2 separate regions of the Homo sapiens genome follow, and region 1 is linked to region 2. Evidence: read pairs that join two places in POLR2A ChIA-PET (ENCODE). Cell type or tissue: PC-9. All regions are shown on one strand. Each heading gives the region's core, and the rest is flanking DNA. Links, peaks and the distances in the headings are about the cores only.

Region 1 (7,975 bases), core at 1,617-6,616, 130 kb after region 2:
AGGTGTTGTGGTTCATGCCTGTAATCCCAGAACTTTGGGAGGTCAAGGTGGGTGGATTGCTTAAACCCAGGAGTTCAAGACCAGCCTGGACAGTATAGGAAAACTCTGTCTCTACAAAAAAATTAAAAAATTAGCCAGGCATAGTGGTGTGTACCTGTAGTCTCAGGTACTTGAGAGGCTGAGGTGGGAAGATCGCTTGAGCTTGGGAGGTTGAGGCTGCAAGAACTGTGATTGTGCCACTGCACTCCAGTCTGGGTGACAGAGTGAAACACTGTCTCATTTTTTAAAAATGCAAAATGGAAAAACTAGAAAAAATAAATTATTGTGTATAAGACATTGTTAGGCAGTCAGGGGGAGGTAAAGAGGAATAAGATGATATGTTCCTAACCATGTGCATATTTTATCATGTATTCCAATTATTATATTTGTTGGTCCATGTTTTTTCACCCCTTCAGGCAGGGAACATGCCTTATTTGACTTTGTGTATAAGTTTTAAAACTATTTAAAAAAAAAACCTGTTTTTTTGTTTTTGTTTTTGTTTTTGTTTTGAGACAGGGTCTCACTCTGTTGCCCAGGCTGGAGTGCAGTGGTGCATCCACGGCTCACTGCAGCCTAGATCTTCAGGGCTCAAGCCATCCTCCCACCTCAGCCTCTTGAGTCGCTGGGACTACAGGTACATGCCCCCATGTCCAGCTAATTACAAATTTTCTTTTTTTTAATGACAGGGTCTTACCATCTTGCTTGGACTTGTCTCAAACTCCTGGCCTCAAGGGATCCTCCTGCCTTGGTCTCCCAAAGTTCGTTAGAGTCGTGAGCCACTGTGCCTGGCCAAAACTATTTGTTGAACTATGTTTTTGGCTAGCCCAGGTTGCAATAAAACTAAGTCACCTTGATTTCTAATACTCGAGATAGACCCTTGTGGACCATGAACATGAGTCCATGACTCTCAGCAGCTTCATCTGGCATCAAGCATCCCTAATACCATATTTCTGCTATATGTTTTAACAATGAGGTCTCCTGATTAGATCTTTAGTTTAGCTTACTTATTTTTTTCTTTTCCCCTTTGTTATAAGATTATACTTAAATGAATGAATGAATAGGCTCACAGTTAAATAAAAGAGATGTGTTAGATACACGGGAAAAAAAACTATAGCACAAATTAGGGAACAGCAGCAGCAAAAGTATTAAGGTAGAAAAATACAGGATATCATCAGTAAAAGGGCATAGCCCAGTTTGAGCAGAGTGGAATATGAGATGCTGGGGGATTAACATAACATAATGCAGGAAACATTTGTTCACTTGGGTACACAGTGGAGCTTAATAATGGTGTCACTGTCAATACTTGGCTGAGCTGTTGAGTTTCATTGGTATAGATAAAATCTTTGCTCTGTGGCCCCAGATAGCTTCCAGAACCTGCTAACTTTCTCTACAAGGTGCTTCAGAGCAAGTGCAAAAATGAGTTCCGTCTGTCACACCTACTCTATAAACAATATAAAGGTGTCTTAACTCACTGAGTGGCAAAAGCCTCTTCAGGTGCAAGGGTGTACAATTATATAGTACTATGTGAGGCTAAAATGCTGATGCTCAAGTCTGTTTAAATAAACCAACAATCTCTGTGGGTCTAATTTTCCAAAGTGGTGATTAGGGTTTTTTTGTTTGTTTGTTTTTTTGACAGGGTCTCACTCTGTCACCCAAGTTGGAATGCAGCAGCATGATCACAGCTCATTGCAGCCTTGACTTCCCAGTCTCAAGCAATCCTCCCATCTCAGCCTCTTGAGTAGCTGGGACCACAGGCACACACCACCATTTAGCCAGGCGTGGTGGTGTGTGCCTGTGGTCCCAGCTACAGTGTCTCTCTATATTGTCCAGCCTTGTCTCGAACTCCTGGGCTCAAGTAATCTTCTGTCTCAACATCCCAAAGTAATTTCCCAAAAAAGTGAGTATGTCTTTATTTCTAAGGTTGTTCTGAACAAAAGATATTTCATCTCTCTCCGGCCTTGCCAAAATAAGAGGGTTTGGATATTCTTAGACCAACAATAAGCATTATACCAACCCTATGTCTTGCTACTAAAGAGGGACCATGTTTAAATGGCATCATGTAGGATGAAGTTGAAATGTGAGTTAAAATGTGGAATGGCCAAGGTCATTCAGGCAAGTAACTTTTCCAGAAATCATTTTAAAAATTGATTTTTATATGTTTAACTGTTTGAGATATTTTATGTCTAGTACAGTCTGGGAGCGAAATTTCTACAAAAGCTGATTTCACTCCAGCATCTATTTCAAATCATTTATTTATTCAACAATTATTGGTTGAGTACTCACTACATGTCAGACCCTATTCTAAACCTCAGGGATAAGAAGTGAACAAAACCAAGTCCCTGCCCTCATGGAGCTTGCAATCTTGTGAGGGATACATAATAAATTTTTTGTTTGTTTGTTTTTGAGACAGAGTCTCGCTCTGTCGCCCAGGCTGGAGTGCAGTGGCGCGATCTCGGTTCGCTGCAAGCTCAGCCTCCTGGGTTCACGCCATTCTCCTGCCTCAGCCTCCCGAGTAGCTGGGACTACCGGCGCCCGCCACCACGCCCGGCTAATTTTTTTATATTTTTAGTAGAGATGGGGTTTCACCATGTTAGCCAGGATGGTCTCGATCTCTTGACCTCATGATCCGCCCACCTCGGCCTCCCAAAGTGCTGGGATTACAGGCGTGAGCCACCGTGCCCGGCCGGGTTACATAATAAATTAATCAATACATATATACTGTATCATCACATGCTGATCATTACTCATTGGAAAATTAAAGCAGGATAAAGAGATAGAGAGTGAATGGGAGGGGTTATTTTATACAAGGTAGTCAGGTACAGCCACTCTTAGGTGGTGATGTTTGAGTAGATACATTAATGTAGTGAGGGAATAAACCATATACAGTTTCCGGGGAAGATCTTTCCAGGACAAGGCGGCAGCGTATCTGAAGGTTCTGAGGTATGAATGAGTTTACCATATTCTAGAAACGGCAAGGAGAAGAGTAAGGCTAGAACAGGGTATACAAAGCAGTGGAACATGAGGTCAGAGAGGTGGAGGTGGATTGAATAAAAAACATGTAGGGCCATACTGGCTCACGATTAGGATTTTAGACTTAATTAGAAAAGTGATTAGACAAGAGAGTAATGTGGTCTGGTTTACAATTTAAAAGTCCTCTGCTTGCCCTTGCCACTGTGTATAGGTTAAAATTGGCCAATTCCTGATGACTATTTGACAGAGCCCCCTAAAAAGACCTCTTTCTTTTTACTTTGGGCAAAAAGAAATTTACCATAATTGCAGACCCTGGGGGAGCTCAGTAGTACTCCAGTTCTCTGCCTTTAGTGTTTCAGTTTTCATTTTCCCCTTTCCGGTGGACATGGTCCAAGGCCCCTCATCGGTGTCTGGCTGAAAGTAATCTACTCAGCTTTACAGACACATGCACATTCTGTAACTATTCAGCCATTTCTCCCTGTCCCTAAGCCTGTGGGTGGAATAGATATGTCACTACATTTCTGTTAACCTGGTAGTATTTCATTACTTGGGTTCTCTGAAATAATTATTGGCCCGATAGTGGGGCTCCTGTTGTCATGAGACTTGCTTTAGTGCCTTGCTCTGGCACTCCTGTTTCAAAGCATATTTGCAAATAGCTCCAGGAACTCCAGTAAAAGTCTCCTTTCCTTTTCCTCCAAAAGGATCAGTATATACCTCTAAACAACTTAGAACTTACAGTCCTCAAGTCACCACATTATTCTAGGAATAGCTTTCATTCTGTTTTTTTTTTTTTTTCTCTCCCAGGCAAAAACTGAGAAGTAAAGTTCTTTAGCAACCAAATGGCAGAACCAGATTTAGAATCCAGTAAAAACTATCTGTGAACTGTAGGAAACTATGTCATTATATGTTGTTTTGTTGCTAAAGATATACTAATTTGCCATTTAAAATTTCACCTTCTGCCAGGCGCGGTGGCTCACGCCTGTGATCCCAGCACTTTGGGAGGCTGAGGCGGGCGGATCATCTGAGGTCGGGAGTTCGAGACCAGCCTGACCAACATGGAGAAACCCCGTCTCTACTAAAAATACAAAAATTAGCCAGGCGTGGTGGTGCATTCCTGTAATACTAGCTACTTGGGAGGCTGAGGCAGGAGACTCACTTGAACCTGGGAGGTGGAGGTTGCAGTGAGCCGAGATTGCGCCATTGCTGGGCAACAAGAGCAAAACTCAGTCTCAAAAAAAAAAAAAAAAATCACCTTCCTCAGTACCCAGACTATAAACTTTACTGGCCTTTATTTAGATTCAGTTTTCAAAAAGAAGCTCCCCCCACCCCCATCAGTTTTATTTTAAAATATATTTTAAAACCTGCAACTTATTGGGAAAAATATGGAGATTGCTTTATTTTTGTTGTATGCATAATAAAACTAAATAACCAAGACTAACATTAGTTTGAACTTTACCTTGGAACATGTCCACGAAGAACAAAGGAAGGCAGACTAATCTTCTTTTTGACTTTCTCCACTCCAGCTTCTTATATCAAAGACCCTTGGACACAAGTAAGTTATAGCTTTTGAATTACTTATGGTAGCTTGGATCCATCCTGAAGGCTTTGCATACTTAGAATGGAGATTTTGCCCTGATTCCAGTCTTCTATCTGTTTTTCAAGTTATTTCAGCCATTATTTTACTTCATTCAGACTCCTTATCTTTCAAACCACATTATTTGGGAGGATGAGTTATGGGCTGAATCAGACTGATTGTCAATTTTGATTTGGGAGGAAGGTTTCTGAAACGCAACAGTGCTGTGGCTCATTGCTCAGTATTCCAAGAGATATCATTGCTATGATTCTCAAAGTTTTCAAATCTTTAGAAAGAATGTTGGACAGTTAATATGTTTCAGGCATATTACTTCAGAGCAAATCTCCTAAGAGATTGGTAGACCTCCTCCAAAGCTGACTTTGGCTATACTTGGGTTTGTTTAACTAAGATAATGAAATAAAGGCAGCTAACTGCAGATTAGCTTCCACATGCTTTTTTTTTTTTTAATGCAAAGTTTACAGTGACTCCAAATCAAAATTTGGCAAATTTTCTAATGCAGGGTGCCACACTGCTGACTTCTATTATTCTGGAAAAGGAATAAGCATGGGCAAGGTGCACAAAGAGGACTCTCACTCTGCTGAAGGAGGCAACCTACAGATAGTGTTAACATGGTTATGTTTTAAAATGAAAATATTTCATAGATAGGTTAAATATATTGTCTTTGATTTTAGGTAGCAAGTGGATTTTTAGGGGTTAGAGCAGGCGTTGGCACATTTTTTTTTTTAAAGGTCCAAACATTAAATATTTTAGTCTTTGTGGATTACACAGTCTGTCACAGCTTCTCAACTCTGCTGTTGTGGTGCAAAAGCATGCATAACACTACATAGCTGAATGGGCATGACTGTATTCAAATAAAACTTTATTTACAAAAGCACAGCAGGCTGAGTTTGGCTCATGCACCATAGTTTACTGACTTCTTGATTATAATACTTAGAGTAGAGGTTTCTTAACCGAATAATTTCAACACAGCCAAAGGACATAATGAAATTATTACTATTATTTTTGAGACAGGGTCTCACTCTGTCACCCAGGCTGGAGTGCAATGGTGCCATCTGGACTTACTGTAACCTTGAGCTCCTGGACTCAAGCTGGAACTACCAGCTACTCTGGAGGCTGAGGTGCCTCTGGAGTGTGAGGTATACCACCACACCCAGCTAATTTTTCTTTTGTAGAGATGGGGTCTCACTATGTTATCCAGGCTGGTCTGGAACTCCTGGCCTCAAGTGATCCTCCTGTCTCGGCCTCCCAAAGTGCTGGGCTTATAGGTGTGCCCAGCCCATCATGAAATTATTGGACAACTGAGAGAATGACTTGAGATGGGGTAGCTACTTTATAATCTTGCCATCAACCCTAGAGTCTTCACTTTACTGAAAGTCACCTCATCTGCTGCCTTTGGACTTGAGCTAATATTTTACTCCGGCTAAAAGAGGAGACACTGCTGATATTCATTTTTCATTGATCTTCTTCTCATAATTCCCTTAGAAATAGCAAGATCTGGCATTAGAATTCTAGAACATTAGAATTTCTAGAAGTCTTGCTTATAGCAAATTTCATAAGGCAGCTAGTGACTTTAAAAAGGATCTTTATAGGAGCCATTTGAAGTACAATAAGTAGGAGTTATTTCAATGTATCTCACTCCAGTTTCTAATTTTGCATATGGCCAAGTAACACTTTACGTCATTTTGCTGCTTAATTCCTTTTAGAACTTGTCTAAATAGTTTTGGGCATTTACTAAGACATGCACTTGTTTTTTTACCATATATCAGAGTAACCATGTATAACTATTATGCTTTTCCTTAAGGCTTACAGAGAGAATATCTTTCAATAAGCACTTTCACATATGTTTTCTCATTTAATATAATTTAATTATTTTTACAGATGAATCATAGAGAAGATAAAGTTACTTGCCCAAGGTCACCCAACTAGTTGAGTGCAGTCAGGCTTCAAAAACAGGTCTGTCTGACTGCAGAGACTTTGCTTTTTCCACTACATCACAATGCCTACAGGAAGCTACTTGCAGTTCTTGGCAAGCATTGTCCTTTTTTTTTTTCTTTTTACCTTAGTTGTTTTCAAGTAAATCGTAGAAGAAAGTGAATAGCATAGTATTTGATTCTTTTCCTATATTTCGGAAAGATGTGTTTTCAAAAGGGGATATGGTGAATGCTTTTGTTTAAAAAAACCATAGTTCTATAACTAGAATATTTCCAAATAAGGGTGGCTTCCAAAAATGATTTGCTTTCTTGGCAGTCTCCACACATTCTTTGTGAATGCAACTACATTTCCCATCTTCCTTGTTCAGCAAAGAGTCAGATGCTAATAAAATTTTTTGAAAGGTGTGGCTTGGTAATATTCTTTTCAAATTTGAAATAATCAGACTTCCTGGCATCATAATTTTAAACTGTGGTAGAGCTGGCTGATAAGTTAAACATCTGGAAATTGACTTTTGTTGGGGTGTAGTTCTGTGTAACCCTAAATGTGGATATGAATTAGGGTAGAAGCTAATGCCAAAATCTTAAGATAAAGCTATTCAAGTGTGTGCTTTTTATAAGTGTGAGATAAATTTCCTGTTATCAGAATGGCTTTTTTTTTCTTGGCCAGAGCAGAAAACATCATAGTGAATCATTGCATGATAAAAACTGGGGTTAGAAGAGCTCATCGAGCTCATCCTTAACATTGTTGCAGCATGTATGATTCTGAGGCTTCAATCATTGTTATGCAAAAATATAACTATTTCTCTAACATCTATATTTCAGAGTTTGAGCCCCAATGGTGGGCTCCTTAACATAGCAATGTCATGCATTTGAGTTCTTGTGTGATACCAAGGTGCTGGGGGATATGGGGTGAATCACAGTAATGAAGAGACAGGCATATAGTTGTTAATCAGAGGTGTAAATAGATAACTGCTGAGATGTCCAGTCTCCTGGTCCTTGGGTCCCTTCAAGTCAGAGGTCCTTGGCTGCTTTCCTAGTGCTCTTGGGGCTGAGGAATCTTTGCCAACTCTTCATACAGACTTGCCTGTCAAGAAGCACCTAACAGCCGTTGCTTTCTAGGATCTTGATGCTTCCCTGCTAGAACAGCCGATAAATGAAAGTTACTTGATTCTCTGCACTCCTCTCGCCCAGCTTGGAATAATCCATTTCTAGTTTGAGGAAAAGCCTTCTCCCTTTCTATATTTTAAACGTCCTCAGTGCTTGTGGAATTTCTTCCTTTGTGGGATTAGACCTCTTGAATCCCTGAACTTGCAAGACACTTACGGTTTTTGCTGTGTCACCTTTTATCTCTTTTCCCCAAGACAGTGAGAACAGAGCCAGCTACCTACTCAGATGGAAGGAAAGAAAAGGGCAGAATATATGAAGAAAAAAATAGTTAAAA
Region 2 (7,975 bases), core at 1,809-6,808:
GTGCTTCTACAATTCACATAGAATACAATGAAAATAAAATAAGATATCATAGAACAAAACCATATCATGCCAGATAACATAATATAAAATTTCAGGAATACTTGTAAAGTAACCTGAAAAACCCTACTACTATTTCCATGACAAAATATGTTTCAAATTCCAAATCAATTGAGAAATGAACTTTAGAAGGCTCTATCTGTGACTGAAGGCTAACTCTACCCTTTATCCAACTCCAAGTAGCTGCCTACCTAATAACTATAATTCGGCCTTGGATATATCTAAAACCTTTAAGGGAGACTTAAACATCAGTCTACTCTTTAATGTGAAGAAGAGATTGCTCTGTTCTGCACGTACACTGCTCCAATAACCCCTGTGGATGCATAAGAAAGATATAAAGGTTTATTAAGAAGGGCGGGGAAGAGAGATGAGAGCAGAAGAGTTATTTGCAAAGTTATGCATGGGGTTAGACTAAGCCATTTTAGCCCTCTTCTACCACTGTAATACCCACAACCAATTAAACCATCTCCAATTTTCTGTCTGTATTATATTACATTATATTATTATTATTAGTTTTGAGGCAGAGTCTCACTCTGTCGCCCAGGCTGGAGTGCAATGGCATGATCTTGGCTCACTGCAACCTCCACCTCCTGGGTTCAAGTGATTCTCCTGCCGCAGCCTCCTGGGTAGCTGGGATTACAGGCGCCCACCACCATGCCTGGCTAGTTTTTGTATTTTTACTAGAGATGGGGTTTCACCAGGTTGATCAGGCTGGTCTCGAACTCCTGATCTCAGGTGACCCACCCGCCTCGGCCTCCCAAAGTGCTGGGATTACAGGAGTGAGCCACCGCACCCAGCCTTATTTTATATTATTATTATTTTCTTGAGACAGAGTCTTGCTCTGTCACCCAGGCTTGAGTGCAGTGGCTCTATCTCAGCTCACTGCAACCTCCGACTCCTGGGTTCAAGCGATTCTCCCGCCTCAGCTTTCACAGTTGCTAGCATTACAAGCATGCGCCACCACATCTGGCTAGTTTTTATTCTTTTAGGAGAGACGGGGTTTCACCATGTGGGCCAGACTTGTCTCGAACTACTGACCTCAAGTGATCTGCCCACCTAGGCCTCCCAAAATGTTGGGATTACAGGCATGAGCCACTGTGCCCAGCCTTGTATTATTTTAAAGGAGATGCGTCATAGGGTCATAGTTGCTAACCCGTTCCTCCCCTTCCCCATATTCCTATAGCCCTTTTCAGCTTTCAGCGTGATGACATCTATTTCTTTCTCTATCTCCTCCACGAGCCTGTGAGCTCCTTAAAAGCACGGTTGGTATCTTATTTGACTTTGTATCTTGGCTCACCACAAGCACCTACCGAATGTTTGTTCAATAAATAAACTTCGATGGAGGTGAGTAGGGAAAGTGCGCAGACCTATACATCATGCAGGCTATATAGTCCTCTCACGTGGTTTTAAAAACACATACTCTATTGGAGAAAGCTGTGAACAAAATAGTCAAGTTCAATAACGTCTTCACATTCTTCACATACAATTGGCCTGTTATCATGCTTTAACTACCCTTGTTTAATACTTCAAGATACTAAAAAACTCTTCAAGATGTTTGTGACCTGTCCTTTGAATTTAGCTGAAAATCAAACAGAAATAAACCTTTTCAGAAGCAGTTTTTACTTTCAACCATTTTGGCATTCAAGCAGCACATTTCACCTTTACAGTCATACACATCATGCATACATCATGTTTTGACAGGCCTGCAATTTATAGATAAAAGTTGACATTTAGAAGTAAATATAAGGAGTTCAAGACCAGCCTGGCCAGTATGGTGAAACCCCATCTCTACTAAAAACACAAAAATTAGCCGGGCGTGGTGGTGGGTGCCTGTAATCCCAGCTACTCGGGAGGCTGAGGCAGGAGAGCTGCTTGAACCCGGGAGGTGGAGGTTGCATGAGCCAAGATCGTGCCACTGCACTCCAGCCTGGGCAACAGAGTGAGACTCCATCTCAAAAAAAAAAAAAAAAAAAAGAAAGAAAATAAATATAAATTGCCCCAAACTAAAGGTCTACTAACATTTTTTATTGTCAATATTTTCAATATATACAAGAGAAAATAGCACAAAAAACACCCATAAACCCATCACAGATTCTACATTTATCCAGATTTCCCCACATTTGCTTGGTTCATCTATTCTCTCTTCCTGTCCTTTCTTCTCCCTCCCTCCTTCCCTGTCTCTCTTCCATGAATTATTTTAAAGCAAATCTCAGAAATCCTGTGATTTCACCCCTACATAGCTATTAAGAAATGAGTTCATTTTTCTGGAAATACTTCTATTCTGTGCTATAATTGATCATTAGCTAGATTCTAACTGATCTTTTGTTTTGTTTTGTTTTCAGTACCAATATCTATGAGTCACTTAAACCCCAAAGGGTGCCCAATCCTGTGTCATTTCCTGGAGGAATATCAAATACCTCCATTTTAGGTAAAAGTTTCCTTTCCTCTTTTTATACTTAATAAACAAAGATAAGATCTGAAAGCAATGGCTATTTAAAAATAAATTAATACGTAGCTTTTTCCAATAATAGAAATATTCAATTCAATTTGGTCAGATTAAAGACATCATTTAAACGTTTCTCAGGCAAGAATTTTGCAGCTATTTAATGCAAGTCTCAATTATAGTCTAAAAGCCCTTTTTCCTAGGATGAAGAATACTATTTCAAACCCAAAGACACAACAAAAAGACACCTCTCCTTCCCCTAGCTTCAGAAAGCTAAGGTACATTAACTAACTTCTTAGATTGAAATAGCCCACTTTGCTTTTAAAAGGTCTAATGTCTTCCATGCCTAAGTAAACTTTTACATCTACCCCCAAAATCTGAATAATTTATGGGAAAATAAATCTGCTGCTAATGAAATTAATTAATTTTCATACCTAAGAAGTATTTCCACCAGTTTCCTTTCTTATGAAAATTAACATATGTTTGAGTGAAGCCAAGGGCAACTTTCAGGGATATGTGTGTGTGGGGTGTGTGTGTGTGTGTGTGTGTGAGAGAGAGAGAGAGAGAGAGAGAGGGAGGGAGAGAGAGAGAGAGAGGCTAGGCAAGATCAGACTAGTTACCATGCTTCACTTCAATTCAAAATAAAAATGCCATAAAATATTGTGACCTACAACTCAAATCACTATATACACGAAGCAGAAAGCTATCGGCAAGTCACTGAAAATGCCTCTTGCAGTGTTATATACCTTGCTTATATGTTAGCAAATACAGCACTTGTTAATTGAAAAAACTGGTTTGTTTTGTTTCATGCTTCACTTTTTACTTCATATGCGCATATTAAGTACAACCAGTCCGAGAGGTGACTCAACTCAGAGTGAGGATTGACTGTATAACTAGCTATACTTCCCTTTGCCAGAAATATGGGGAAATTAAACTTATATGACAACCATGTGATGGAAAATCCTAATGTATGTGAGCACCAGAAATCACTATTGCTGCCAAGTACCAATAACGCCATCAAAATTTAATCACCAGTGATGTTTATTATTTTGTAAATTATAAACACTAAGACAACTGTTTGATTTAACTCACGTAGGAAGAGTATAATATCAATCTAATCGTGACATGTTCTGTCATGACAGCCACCTCAACCTCCATTTTACAGAATTTTGAAAAACCATGTAACTGGGATCAAAAGCATTTGAAATCCCACCCCCACCACAAATATAGACAATAATTTCTATTATTTAGTGTTTTAGATACTTAACTTGATAAATACGGCTGTATAATTAGGATTTCAAAACCCATTTTTAAAAAGTATAAACTCCCTAAACATTCTCTAAATAAAGAAAAATACAGAATACACACAGAACAGGTTAGAATCTAAACTTCAAAATTTTCTCTTAACAAAAATTTTATTCTACTTGAATAAATAATATTTTTAAAGTGACTCCAAATGTTTACCCAAATAAATAACAGGAATTTCAAGCTTTTTGACGTAAATTCCTGCTTAATCATTTAGTATTTAAATTTAGATTTAGTAATCTCAAAGTTAGAGCCTGTCAAAATAATATTAAAATAGTTACCCGCTGAGAGCAAACTTGTTTCTTTCCTTTCTCGCAGCACTGATAGACAGAACCTTCTCCCACGCCCAGAAGAGCAATCTGGAAACCCAACATTCTTCTTACAATTGCAACTTTAGAGAGCAAGTCACAACACTTCCTGCTAGAAAAAGAGAACACCCTGACAAAAGAATGATACAATACTTACGAATCCCCTTCCTGTCAGCCTGGCGGTATTTTGCAGAGAATTTAATAAATTCTAATTTAAATGCAGCATTTACAGAGAAAAGTTTTCTTTTTTCTTCTTCCTTTTTTTTTTTTCCCCAAAATCATATAAGGACTCAGGGGAATTTAAAGTTAGTTCAGGTCAAATAGCTACAACCCATATACCTATTTAGAGTTTGAACAGTAGCCAAGTAACCTGCTTATTTTAGAACACATGGAACAGCTTCTCCCCAGTGCCCAAGTCACTCGTCCATAGTCAAGAACATTACTTGCGAAGGCAAATTAACTCTCAAGCCACTCACTAACAGTCTCTATTATTCATGCTGATCCATACACAACATTTACACCCCATATGCTAAGGTGTTGTAGCATTTATTTCAAGTATATACATTTTGATTTATGTCAAAAATGTAAGCTCTTCTGTGTAGGAACTATATTTTCTGCTGGCATAGCACACAGGAACTAAGCCAACACTTGCTGAACCGAAATATCTCAGTTAGAAATAATTTTCTAACTGAGAGCTGTAGTAAAGAGGTCTGGAGCCAGATTGGGTTCAAATTCTGGCTCCACACTTTATTAACTGTGCAAATTGCTTAAAACTCTTCTGCCTCTATTTTCTCATCCCGGGATGAAGATAAGAGCAACTCCATCATATCGCAGTTCACTATTTTATACATGGTTGTAAGGCTTAAATGATTTAATATGTGTCATAAATTTAGATCATAGTCTGGCGCATGGTAAGTACTAGATACGTGATAACTGCTCTCATTATTGAAATTTGCCTTTAACTGGTCTAGCAATCTAATCAGTGAATTCCTAAATCAAGCAAGTGGTTAGTTGTGAGTGCCTTTTATGAGAGAGAACAATCAGTTGGAGCACTGGGCTAGGCTGAAGAGGCCGTTTCTGTGCTGACATAGGGCAAGTTCATAATTTGAAGGAAATGCAGCACAATGAAAGCATCAGGGTCTTAGGAGTCTGACAGACCTGTAAGTCTGTGTGACCCTGAACAAATTACTTAGCTTCTCTGAGCCCTGGGTTCATATCTATAACAATGGAGCTATTCCACATATTTCACAAGGTCCACGGGATGACCCAATGGGAAGATATAAATATGTAAGAGTGTCTGGGTCCAGCAAGGTACTCAGTAAGTGGCAGATATTATTTTCTTGTGTCTGGGATAAAGCATGCATAATGCCATCTGCTGCTGTAATCTACCTCATGAGAATGAAAGAAAGTGAGACAATAGATACTCTAGTCCTTCATAAATAATACACAACAAAGTATTTTATGATAGCATACCGAACTCTCAGCATAAGGAGGTGACTCACAGTGTGGGCACCTGTGAAAAGGAGCCCTCACCGGATAGTCCCCATTATGAGGCAGTGTTCTCCTGTCCTCGTCACTAACCACCATCAGCAGACACTGGGTTACATTTTGTCTCCTTCATGGAAGTGCTTTAATTTATTTCACCAATCACAAAACCTTCGTGAAATATCAAAAGGCAACACAATGCAGAAGAGAAGGAATACAATGGCAGGAGTCATAGGACATGTTTTTCCGTCTGTCTTTGTTGCTGACTCACTATGTGAATGAAATGAAGCTTCTTCAACTTTTCTGAGTACCAAATTCTCCATTTCTAAAACAAGCATAGAACTATCTGCCTGTGGCCTGTCAGGGAATAGTAGGTAACTACCAAGCATTTTGAGCTAATTTGAAGAGTATGTGTTATCATGCATTTTTCAGACAGAGAAAACCAGGGCATAGGAAACTGCCTCAGGTAAGAAGACAGTATCAGTTTAGACCAGAAATGTTGGTTTTTCCCCAGCCTTACCTTTTCTTCAGCCACACCTGTTGCCTCAAACCACTGAGACGGGTCTGTCCCAAATGCTACGTAACCACCCTTTTCAGATATGTAGCAGTATCATTGAGGAAATTAATGTTTTAAATATGTAATTCTTCATTTTAGAAGACAGCTTTCTCTCGTTTCAAGTTTTACAGGTCGTTATAACAGTACTACTTAAAAACTGTTTTTCTGACTTTTCCTTTCCTGGTCATCTGGAATATACATGCTCTCCAGCTTTCCAAACTCCAAGGCTAATCTTCGATCAGCATGATCTGTCAACACCGAGTTACTAATTCTAAAGTCACTTCACCTTAATACAATAGCATATATTTCTACTGCAAAGCATTGTAGTTAAAGTTCTAGGAATAGACATGCCCTTCAAAAGGGCACATCTTCTACTTAGTAAATGCTAGGTAGGACATAAAGACAGTTTTGGTTTGTTTTTTTTTTGAGACGGAGTCTCGCTCTGTCACCCAGGCTGGAGTGTAGTGGCGGGATCGTGGCTCACTGCAAGCTCCACCTCCCGGGTTCATGCCATTCTCCTGCCTCAGCCTCCTGAGTAGCTGGGACTACAAGCACCCGCCACCACGCCCGGCTAATTTTTTTGTATTTTTAGTAGAGACGGGATTTCACCGTGTTAACCAGGATGGTCTCGATCTCCTGACCTTGGGATCTGCCCGCCTCAGCCTCCCAAAGTGCTGGGATTACAAGGCGCGAGCCACCGCGCCCGGCCAGTTTTTTGTTTCTTTTATTTATTATTATTATTTTTGAGACGGAGTCTCGCTCTGTCGCCCAGGTTGGAGTGCAGTGGTTCGATCTCAGCTCACTGCAACCTCCGCCTCCCGGGTTCCAGCTATTCTCTGGCCTCAGCCTCCCGAGTAGCTGGGATTACAGGCACCTGCCACCATGCCCGGCTAATTTTTGTATTTTTAGTAGAGACGGGTTTTCACCATGTTGGCCAGGCTGGTCTAGAACTCCTGACCTCAGGTGATCCACCCACCTTGGCCTCCCAAAGTGCTGGGATTACAGGTGTGAGCAACTGTGCCCGGGCTAAAAGACAGTTCTACCACATCAGTAATTTAACCAGTTTTAGCATGTAAACTAAACTTCTATCTCACTCACCATCCGAGGTGTGTGTGGGTGTGTGCGTGACGGGGGCGGTGGGGAGCGTGTCTGTGTATGTGCATGTGTGTGAACAGGATCTCGGTTTTTACTATGGGTAATGAACACTGGTTTGGGAATGCAAGACGGTGGCAAGGGTTCTGCAATAAATTCTACATTTTCATCAGCAGGCCACAGAATGAAAACAGCTTTTAAATTGCATCCCAAATTCATCAAAATGAATGCTAAGGAAAGCCGACGGAAACCAAATTCTCACTGTCACTCTCTCTAGATGTTACAAACAGAAACCATACAGTTAAGAGTTCAGGCCGGGCTGGGCGCGGTGGCTCAGGCCTGTAATCCCAGCACTTTGCGAGGCTGAGGTGGGCGGATCACCTGAGGTCAGGAGTTCCAGACAAGCCTGGCCAACGTGGTGAAACCCCGTCTCTACCAAAAATTCAAAAAAGCCAGATTGGTGTTGTGCCCTTGTAGTCCCAGCTACTTGGGAGGCTGAGGCAGGAGAACAGCTTGAACCCCAGAAGTGGAGGTTGCAGTGAGCAGAGATTGCACCACTGCACTCCAGCCTGGGCCACAGAGACTCCATCTCAAAATACAAACACAAAGTTAAGAGTTCACACACATGCACTTGTGGACACACTCCCACCCCAGGGTGGAAAAAAGAGGTACAACCCGAAAAGTTATGGGAGTTTCACATAAGTATCAGTGGAATATGTAGTTGTAACA

The links. ChIA-PET counts read pairs that join two places held together with the same protein. Peaks named below come from ENCODE experiments on the same cell type or tissue, not always from the same donor. Only the 100,000 strongest peaks of a DNase experiment are listed, where the experiment ranks them.
Region 1: POLR2A ChIA-PET joins it to region 2 with 7 read pairs; 4 of 35 experiments call an interaction of 5 or more read pairs at or near these places.

The regions. Positions count from the first base shown.
Region 1 is chrX:115,459,351-115,467,325 of GRCh38, reverse strand. It overlaps LOC124905206 (a long non-coding RNA gene), which reads left to right and starts at 1,676. Exons shown (of 2, transcript XR_007068305.1): 1 at 1,676-1,936. In PC-9, for the core only: no CTCF peak of the experiment used is centred there; a DNase peak (open chromatin) is centred at 6,585.
Region 2 is chrX:115,589,744-115,597,718 of GRCh38, reverse strand. All of the region lies in intron 1 of PLS3 (plastin 3), which reads right to left. Among named protein-coding and RNA genes, the nearest start is that of PLS3-AS1, 31 kb to the right of the region's middle. In PC-9, for the core only: no CTCF peak of the experiment used is centred there; DNase peaks (open chromatin) are centred at 3,338, 4,178 and 5,598; H3K4me3 peaks cover 1,952 bases; H3K27ac peaks cover 4,296 bases.